Linked DNA regions of Homo sapiens: region 2 is linked to region 1. Evidence: chromatin loops called from intact Hi-C (ENCODE). Cell type or tissue: heart right ventricle. All regions are shown on one strand.

Region 1 (5,000 bases):
AAATAGGTAATGTTGCTGTGGATGTGGTGGAAAGGGAAGCCTTTCACATTGCTGTTGGGGATATAAACTAGTACAACCACTATGGAAAACAGCGTGGAGATTTCTTTTTAATTTTATTATTATTATACTTTAAGTTTTTTAAGTTTTAGGGTACATGTGCACAACGTGCAGGTTTGTTACATATGTATATATGTGCCATGTTGGGAGATTTCTTAAAGAACCAAAAGTAGATCTACCATTTGATCCAGCAATCCCACTACTGTGTATTTTCCCAAAGGAAAAGAAGTCATTTTATTTAAAAAAAAAAAAAAAAGACACTTGCACATGCATGTTTATAGCCATACAATTTGCAATTGCAAAAATATGGAACCAGTCCAAATGTCCATTCAGCAACGAGTGGATAAAGAAAATGTATATATATATATATATATATATATATATATATATATGCACACACACACACCATGGAATACTACTCAGCCATAAAAAGGAATAAAATAATGCATTCACAGCAACCTAGATGGAGTTGGAGACCATTATTCTAAGTGAAGTAACTCAGGAATGGAAAACCAAACATTGTATGTTCTCACTTATAAATTGGAGCTAAGCTATGAGGATGGAGGATGAGAATGATACAGTGCACTTTGGGAACTCAGGGGAAAGGGTGGGAGTGAGGGTGAGGGGTAAAATACTACACATTGGGTAGTCTACTACACTGCTCAGGTGTAGCAGCAACAGTGCACACTGCTTGGGTGATGGATGCACCAAAATCTCAGAAATCACCTCGAAAGCACTTATCCATGTAACCAAACACCACCTGTTCCACAAAAAACTATTGAAAATTTAAAACTACCATTATGGTAACCGAAGCCATTTGTTTCTCTTATTTTTTAGTCATTGGATTTTGAATTCTGGCATGCTGGAAAAATTTTTAAAATCAAATACCAGATGGTGTGTAATAAAAATTGTAGAGATTATTTGAAACTCCAGATAATGTTATCATTCTCCAGAGAGAATTTACTTTTGTTTCTGGTGGGCAGCTGAGGTAGAGGAAGTTCATCTTAATTCCTTATCTGGGATCAAGCTGATTTATAGCTGGGTTCAGTCTTTACAAAGGCTAGTGTATATCTTGTTTGGTCTTACTCTCTAGACTCTCGCTCTTAAATGCCCCAGTTGAAAGTCCAGGGTGTTTATCAGGGCCCTTTCTGGACCTGGTCTTATTTTTGTCCCTTACACCCCATGAGGCCACCTACAGCTCAGCGTCTTAGCCTCTAGGCTGTCACTCACGATCAGCCAATGTCTGGAGGAGAAGTCATGCTGGATATTGCATCACCGTGGTGCTTGTCTTCTGCCCAGACCTGTGCACAACCGGCCTCAAGGTCTTACCACCTCAGTAGCTCTCCAGTCCTTTTGAATATATATTTATATAAATATAAAATATATATTTTTAAATCTAGTGTTTATTTTGGTAGGAGAGACATCAAATCTGATACTAACTCCTTCCGCTTAGACAGAAGAACAGGGAAGGAGGAGATGTAGGCAACAGAGGAGACTGAAGCTACTGTGCCTTAAAACCCTGTTTTGGCCTGTCCATATGGAACAGTCACAGAGCTGTCTCACTGTCCCAGTCACCTGGGGCCTTCCCTGTTCTCCACGAGAGTCAGCATGCGGGGCTGCTAACAGGATGCCCAGCAGGATGACACGAGAGCCTGATAAGTGAGGGTGCACCCAGCTTACACCTTCTCACGGTGCAGATCTCAGCCTAAAGGCCCCTCTTGGGAGCTGCCATCCTGGACCCCTCTCTCCAAAGCAGCTCTGTCCTTGCGCCTTCCCTCACACATTGTCTCTACCATGCTCTGAAATTCTCTTATTTACTGTGTACTTGTTTATTGTCACCCTCCCCCACCTCAGCCTCATATCAGCACCTGCCCCCCTACCACCACCACCACCACCACCAGCCTCTTGGGACTCGAGTGTTCTGGTAAGAGGGGGAGAGGACTGTGGCTTATCTCAACACTTAGACATCATCTCCAGCATCTCCTTCACCTGCAGCAAGGGGCCAACCCTCAGTACCAGCGTGCGCCACCTCCACTGTTTCCCCAAAGTCTGCCCACTCCCGAGGTGGGGAAGCTCCTATGGCACTGCATCCCATCCCAGAATATGCTTATTACAAATTATAATCACCTGTGTACAAGTCTACCTCCCCAAGGAGACCATGGGGCCGGAACGTGCCTTTTCTGTTCATTCAAGTGTTCATGCCTGTCTCTCTCACCTGATAAGGCGAGGAGGAGTTTCTGCTCACTAGTCCTTCCCCCGCCCCCGTGGGCCGCAGAGCACCTGACACCATCCAGAGGTTCCCGTGGCTCCAGGCTTCTCTCCATGCTACCAGCCAATTTCTGAGCCCTGTCTCTGAGCCAGACCCGTGCTCGGTATGTACATGGAGTGCGTTATTCCATCCTTACGACCTAGGAGACAGGAACTGCCAATTCTGTGAGGTAGGGGCCGTGAGCCTCGTTTTACAGATAAGAAGGAGGAGGCACAGGAGAGGTTAAGTCGCTCAGCCAAAGTTACGGCAGGGAAGTCCCGGGGCAGGGACTCAAACCCAGGCTGTGTGGCTCTGGCTGCCACAGCCTGAGCCCCTATTCGAGACCGCGCCAATCACAGCATCCGTCACACTGTGTTATGGTTGTTTCTCTCTTCCCCTCCACGGAGCTTCTCCCGGAGGGAGACAGTCGACCAGAAGAGTGAAGAATGCAGGAAGGGCTGATTGGAAGCGGGGAGCCTTTGTCTTGCTCAGCTGACATTGTCCACCAGGTGGCAGTCACAGCTCCCGGATAAAGTCGTCCCTTTTCATCTCCCCCCTTCCCCTTTAAGAAGGAAACCCTTTTTTTCCCCCGACGCCGCCTCCCTCAATTTTTATTATTACCAAGAAGTGAAGTGAGTAGCCTCAACTCAAAACACGACTCCCTGCCTGAGCTTTTTGAAAACGGCACGTGGAGAAGGTGCGTCTCCAACCCCCGTGAGCCGCGGCGCAAGCGGAGAGAGGCAGGCGGGCTTGGGGGTGCGCAGCCTGGGAGCCCAGGATCCATGACGTGAGATGGAATTTCAGCCCACAAAAGAGGTGACTGGCTCCTCCCTCCCCACCCCTCATCAAACAGCTGCAGGAGCGCAGTTAACCAAACGGTGCATATTCCTAGTCATGAATTCCATTTGGCCAGCAGCAGGTCTGGGACATATGGTCCCCTGAGGACACCTCGGGGATGGCTGTCAGGAAAGGGCCTACCCACCTCATCTGCCTGAAATGCTGTTCCTTCACCCTCCGCTAGTTCTGCCACAGCTTCTGGCAGCTTCCATTGTGTTCCCAAGAGTGGAAAGGGGACTGATTCGGGGGGAGTGGGGAGCCGGAACACACCTTGCTCCTAAGTCCCCTAACTTTCAAAGTGCTAACCCCAGGACTGCTCTGTGAGGGAAAGAGGCCCAGGCCAATTCTATGTGTTGAGGGGAAGAGAGATTTCCTTTTTTATAATAAACAAATTGTGGGCCGGGTGCGGTGGCTCACGCCTCTAAATTCCAGCACTCTGGGAGGCCGAGGCGCGCGGATCACCTGAGGTCAAGAGTTGGAGACCAGCCTGGCCAACATGGCGAAACTCCGTCTCAACTAAAAATATAAAAATTAGCCAGGTGTGGTGGCGGGCGCCTGTAATCCCACCTGTTCAGGAGGCTGGGGCGGGAGAATCGCTTGAACCTGGGAGGCAGAGGTTGCAGTGAACCGAGATGGCGCCACTGCACTCCAGCCTGGGCGACAGATCAAGACTCCATCTCAAAAAAAAAAAAAAAAAAAACCACACACAGAAATTGATATATTTTAAATGTGTATGTTAAACAAATAAATAAATGCTATTAACCCTCAAAGTACAATGTAACATCCTTGTGCTCTTGTTGAGAATTAGGGGAAGATTGGATTCTTTGTGGGTTACCACAGAGGGTGTGATAATGGTACCAAGTTGAAAGGTGTTCAGGGCTCAATGCTATGATACCAGGCAGTGGAGCTCTATGGCTATTGTTCAGCCTTCAGATAATGTCAGCTGTCTCCATTTTCAGTCCTTTGTGAATGAAAGGACCCTGGGCCCAGGGGACCTGGCCCAACCCTGAAGGAATGGGAGGGCCCCACCCCTACAGGGAACTGAGATACAATTCTCTAGACCTGGTAGCAGGAAAACTGAGTGTTTCCTCCCTCCCCCTGCTGCCTCCACACCACAAAACCAACACAGACACACACCTGGGTTTTGCGCCCAGTCTCTTAATTAAGTTGCCTGCATCATCACTTCCATCTCATTTTCCTTCCAGAACCGCCCTTCCCGCCCCCGCCAAATTAGAGCACCGCTTGATCAGAATTAGAGTCTGTTTCATGCAACTAAGTATTAATACCACTCCTTACTTGTTGAAGCAGGATCTCATACCCTTTCAGATAAGCAAAGAATTTCAATGAGACTTCAGAGGACAGGGAGGGGATTGGGGTAACAGTCTCCCTTTGTAATCGATACCTTCCTTTTGAAGGTTCTGTGTGTCTAGGCAGGATTAGAACTGGCCTTGTTTCCTTCTGACTTCATGAAAGTTTTGCCTTTGCTGAAGTGTTCCAAGGGAACGAGATTAGTAATGCGTTGTAAATTGTGTTTCCTCCCAAAATAGTAGGGCACGTGGGACTTTGCCAACTCTCAAGTCACGCGCACGTGTCTTCCTCACTGCCCACGTTCTCTCTGACACGAAGAGCTAACGTGGCCCGGTTCTGCTGCCATCCTCCACTGACACCAGTGACACCAGCGCCACTGCTATCCCCTCCTAAGGGCTTCTCCTGCCCCACTCGGGCTCCTTTACAATCTATTCTTCCCACAGTTGTCCTGGTGATCGCAAATCAGTCCCATTCCTCCCCTGCAGCTACTCTTCACTGACTCTCCCTCTGTGTAATTAGAAATAAAATCTAAAGTCTCTACTGGGCTAAC
Region 2 (5,000 bases), 220 kb after region 1:
CGATGAGGAGCTGGATCCTGCCAGCCGCCACGTGAGTGAGCTGGGAAGCAGATCCAACCCCATATCAGCACTGAGATGGTCACAGCCCCACGGACAGCCTGCTTGCAGCCTTGTGAGGGACCTTGAGCCTGAGGACCCAGCTAAGCCACACCCAGCTTCTCAACCCAGAGAAACAGTGAGATGATAAACTGAGCTGGCTTTTAAGCCACTAAGTTTTGGGGTAATTTGTGACACCGTAATGGATAATTAGTACAGCCAGTAACATAGGCAGATATGAGACAGTGCAAAATATTTTAGATTTTAGTGGTTATCCTTTGGGTTTTAGAGTTCTCCAGGTAGGTTCTCAACCTGGTACCCACATGTAATCCATCTGAGCTTCTGGTTCTGAACCTTCCTGATGCGTAAAATCTATGTATCATCTGAAGTTGGATGAAAACCGATGTTGCTTTATTAACATCGAGGTGGTAGGTGGGCAATGGGAGGTTGAAAACGTCGGGGACTAACCTCAACTGACAACCTATTGGACTCTGGCCCTTGCAGGATATTTTGCTGAGCGTTCAAGTATCTCACTGATCCTTAAGGGTATCCATGAATCCTGAGATGTGCAGTTAAGTAACTCACCCAGGAATAGCCAGCCAGCCAGAGGTGTGGCCAGGACCTTCCTGCAGCTCTGCCTCTGAGACCACCTGTATGCCACAGGGTTCTGACCTTACTCTCACCAGTGGCCCTTTCCAGAAACAGCTGGTCCACTGAGTGAGGACTGACGGTGGAGAAGGCAGAAAACCTGAGATACTTTATTGTTCCTGGGGAAATATGCCCAGGAAACCTTTCCAGGGAAGTTGAAGAAGCTGCATGTTGGCTATGGCAGAGGTGACATTCTGCCATTGCTCTCTACTAACAGAACCCCTATTATTACTGGGAGCGTCTACCTGCCCCATAAATTTCCCAGCCCCTCTTGCCATAGAGGGTACCCAATAAGATGTAAGTTGAAGTCATTGGGAGAAGCTTCCGGTAAAGATTTTTTAAAGTGCTGACTCATCTGAGAGGTGCCTCCTCTTGCACTGCTTGCCCCTTCTTGGTGCCAGGAATGTGGACATAATGGCTGGAGCTGCAGTAGCGTTTCATGACCATGCAGTGACCTTGACAGAGGAAGCCACTCTCTAAGGGTAGCAGAGCACAAAGATAGAGCCTTGTCTTCTTGGAAGGGATGACTGAGGAGCCATCATTCTAGCCTTTGACTTTTTGCATCAGGATTTATTTTATATGAGAGAAAAGAAAGTAAACTCTTTTGTTGTTTAAGCCACTGTTATCTGGGTTTTCTGTTACAGGTATCTGGTACCAGCCCTGAGTGATATACTTGCATTCTTAGTAAGGTGTTTAAGCAGGATTTGGGGATTTCATTTTTAAATGGCCAGGATCCCAGACTCTCAGAAAAAAAGTTCCCCTTCTCCCTCTCTTAGTTAAATAATTATTAGAGTGCTCTCCAGAATACAGGGACACTGAAATTTCCTGAGCACCTGCTCAAGGAAAAACCATACCCCACGCACTGTGCTCAAGTTGTATTCTTTGTACTTGCCTCACAGTGAATTTGTGAGATGGGATCACCAACCCATTTTATGGACGAGGAAATGGAAGTTGGACAGACTATACCACTGTTCAGGGAGACACAGCTAGAATCTGAACCCAGACCTCTCTGACTCCATGGCCCAGACTTTCTCTGTCTCCTGGGTCTAGAACTCTGTGTTCCGGTTTGGGCAGAAGGTGGGGCCAGTTGGACCATTCAGAGGGCCCTGGCTCAGGGTGCCATCCCTACCCCCAGATCTTCCACCTGCAGCCACAGGCAGAAGTCTTCTCCACTGCAAGGTGATAAAGCAGACAGCCCAGCTGGCCGTCCTCTCCTCACTCGCTGCCATCCTATTTAGTGGCCATCTGGCTTTCATCTCTGTGATTCTCGGACTGTCCCTCCTCGAGGTCCCTCTTAAAGAGGCAGACACACTGGCTTCAGTAAAGGACCTCCACTCCCAAGCCAATGCATCCCCAGCCTTTACCAGGACAAGCCTAACAAAGAAAAGGCCACACAACAGGGGTTTCTGGTAGCAACACAAGTCTATTTCAAACCTCGGATTAGAGTATCCGAAAGAATTACCTGTTCCAAGCAAACACGTTCCCACCCTCTGGCAGAAATGCGGTTGGAGCAGCCTGACGCCACGGCAGACTCCAAATACTCTCCACTGAAGCTTGCTTTATCCTGTTTGAAACTCCTCTGTCTGTCCCCAGAGAGTCTGGAAATACACTCTTTCTAGGAGCTGATGGAAAATTAACCCACATTATGAGAGAGCTAGTTGATGCTGCATTGGGGACAGGAAGGTCCATTTGAAAGGGGGAAAAAACAACAACAAAAAAAAAACATGTTCTTTGTAACCAGGACAAGGCTAACCATGCCTCCTCTCTATTGGTCCAAATCTATGCCAGCCTCCCACTGGCATCTGCGGGTGTGCTGAGAGCAAGCTATGGATTTCTATAGAGATTGTCACCATGGTACTAGGTATCTTATTCTGTTATGTCAAGAGGAAAAATAATCAAAAGGTCAAAGGAAGAAAATCTGCCAGAGGGCTTTTCTGTCTACAAATATTTATTAATGCTTTGGTGTGTTCCCGGCATCACATTAGATGCTAGCAATAGCAAGATAGGCCCAGAGAACTCACCTGTATTGCAAATCCACCGTGCGGCTATAACACAAGCCTAGCCACTGTTTATCCGTGATCCCATTTCTCTCTCATGGCAGCATTGAAAGGGCAACAGCATAATCCCTATTTTCTCAATTGGGGGATAAAATGAAGTGTAAGTGACTGCCCAGGTGCATCTAGAATTTGGGATGAAGGGTGTGGTCTGGACCAGGCCATCTCACTTGGAAATAGACAGTATGTGCGGTGGGGATTTGGAATATAAATGAATGAAAGGTCTAAGATGTGAGACAAGGGAGCCCACAAGGGTGTTGAGCACCTGCACCTAGCCACAGGGAGACTCTCTTGCCTCCCATTGGCTTGAGAGGCAGGAAAGGAAACTGCATTACCAGAGTCAGGTGGGGGCTGCAGTGGAGGAAGGGGCCTGGGCTTGGAGCAGGTGAGGGTTGGGCAGAGAATGGACAGTGGGTGAGATGGGAAATCAGGAGTCGTCGGCACAGATACGCTTCCTGACCAAGCTTGGGTCATGGTCCCCACCCTGGTGTTGAAGGCCTGGGACAGGGGATGCACCCCTGTAGTCATTAATCAGTTATCACTGCACTAATTCTGGGAAACAACTACAAAACTCAGTGGCTTATGCTAACAAGCCTTTCTATTTCTTACTCATGAATCTGAGAAAAAGTTGTGTCCCTGCTGGGAGGGACTGGGCTTGACTCTAGACTAATGTTGGGTTTGGGTCTGTACCGTGTCCCTCTCATCCTGTATAGACCAGGACACATGTTTTTCTCACCGGATAATAGGGGCACAGAAGACCAAATCACACAAACACATTTAGAGCCTCTGCTCAGCTCGCAAACACTCATGTGCCACCGGTTCACAAGAGTCACATGGCCAAGCTCGACTTCAGTCCCTTGGAGAGACAAATTCTCCCCTTCAATGGAGAGATACTGAAAAGTCATGTGATGAAGGGCATGGATGTCTAATTCTCTTAAAGGGGAATGAAGAATCGAAAGCAATATTCCAATCTATTCTATTCCCCAAAGTAAATAAAATGTTAACCCCAAACAAGAAATAAACGTAGGTTGAAAACCACCAATGCCCACCACAATGGTTTTGCGTAATACCCACTCGGACAAGTTGAAGAAGTTTGGTGGCAGGGGGCGGGAGTGAAGATATTTTCACTGGATTCTTTCTTGTCCTTGGGTCAAGACATGAAAAGTGCTGGTCAGTGCGACCATAGAGACTGGGATGGGGCAGGTCTCTGATGGAGACTTCAGGAGTCTGAACACAACACTGTCCCATTTGTGACATTTATGAATGCCATGATGATGAAATTCAGAGAAATGATGAAGTTGGGGATCATACCCCAACTCTGGGTCCTGAAACATTTGGAACTCCAACATATTATGAATGTCACGTCTGAGAAACTGAATCCAAACTCACTATTTTCACAGTGGTTGTTATCGGTCCTGCCCATTGGGCTTCAAAACCTGACCACATGGGCAAAAAGATTGGGAGATTTTGCTTAGTTCTGTGATCCTAATTATAGCCCTTCTCTGAACCTCAGTTGACTCATTTGCAAAATGGGACTAATAAGACCTGCTTCAGAGACATATGGAGACAACTCAAAGCAACACTGTGTGTGAACTAAGCTTGGAACCCATGAGGTGCTCAATGCATGTTGGTGCCTAGGCACCCTCCCCTTTGAAGCACGCCCATAACTGGTGGTTCCAGAGGACTCAAAGATCATGTTTTGTAGGGTGTGCCCAACAGAAAAGCTGATGAAGCAAGCACTCACTATTGGAGATGGGAAGCCTGCTCATTCCCGCACTTTAGCCCTCATTGGAAGTGGCCCATTCGACTTCAGGCATACTGCTTAAAGGGACACTTTGACAAAGGGTAGCAGGTTCAGCAAGAGCCACAGGAGAAAAAAAAAAAGGAACTCAACATCCTTTCTAATAAAAAAAAGTTGGAAGAGCAGAGGAGCATTAGGAAAGACAGAAATATAATGCCAAATATTTGCCAGAGTGACTTCTATTTTGAGAATATAGAACACTATCAGATGCAAATGGCAGGCTGGGGATTTTAGCTCAAAGTAGGGAAGGAATTTGCACCCATAACAGTTGCCTGAGTTTAGAACACACGGCCTTATCATGGGGCTTGGGTCAGACATATCTAGTTCAAATCCTGCCCTAGCTCCTCACTCCTCAGACAGCCTTGGGGCAAACATGTCTACTTCTCTAGGCTTCAGTCCAGACCAGAGTTTTGATCACATTAAAAGCTAAGAAAGGGGCAACAGACGACAAAGATTCTTGG

Evidence for each region. Hi-C counts contacts between places; a loop is a spot of excess contacts. Peaks named below come from ENCODE experiments on the same cell type or tissue, not always from the same donor. Only the 100,000 strongest peaks of a DNase experiment are listed, where the experiment ranks them.
Region 2: it touches region 1 in a loop (9-fold over the local background); 33 of 110 quality-filtered maps call a loop at or near these places.

What each region holds. Positions count from the first base shown.
Region 1 is chr5:173,971,163-173,976,162 of GRCh38, reverse strand. No RefSeq gene overlaps it. Among named protein-coding and RNA genes, the nearest start is that of C5orf47, 16 kb to the left of the region's middle. RefSeq lists an enhancer at 2,892-2,971. In heart right ventricle, a CTCF peak has its summit at 2,808 (motif pointing right); a DNase peak (open chromatin) is centred at 2,802; H3K4me3 peaks cover 1,219 bases; H3K27ac peaks cover 1,000 bases.
Region 2 is chr5:173,754,943-173,759,942 of GRCh38, reverse strand. It overlaps LOC124901138 (a long non-coding RNA gene), which reads left to right. Exons shown (of 2, transcript XR_007059060.1): 2 at 1-1,299. Among named protein-coding and RNA genes, the nearest start is that of LINC01484, 11 kb to the right of the region's middle. In heart right ventricle, no CTCF peak of the experiment used is centred here; no DNase peak of the experiment used is centred here; H3K27ac peaks cover 836 bases.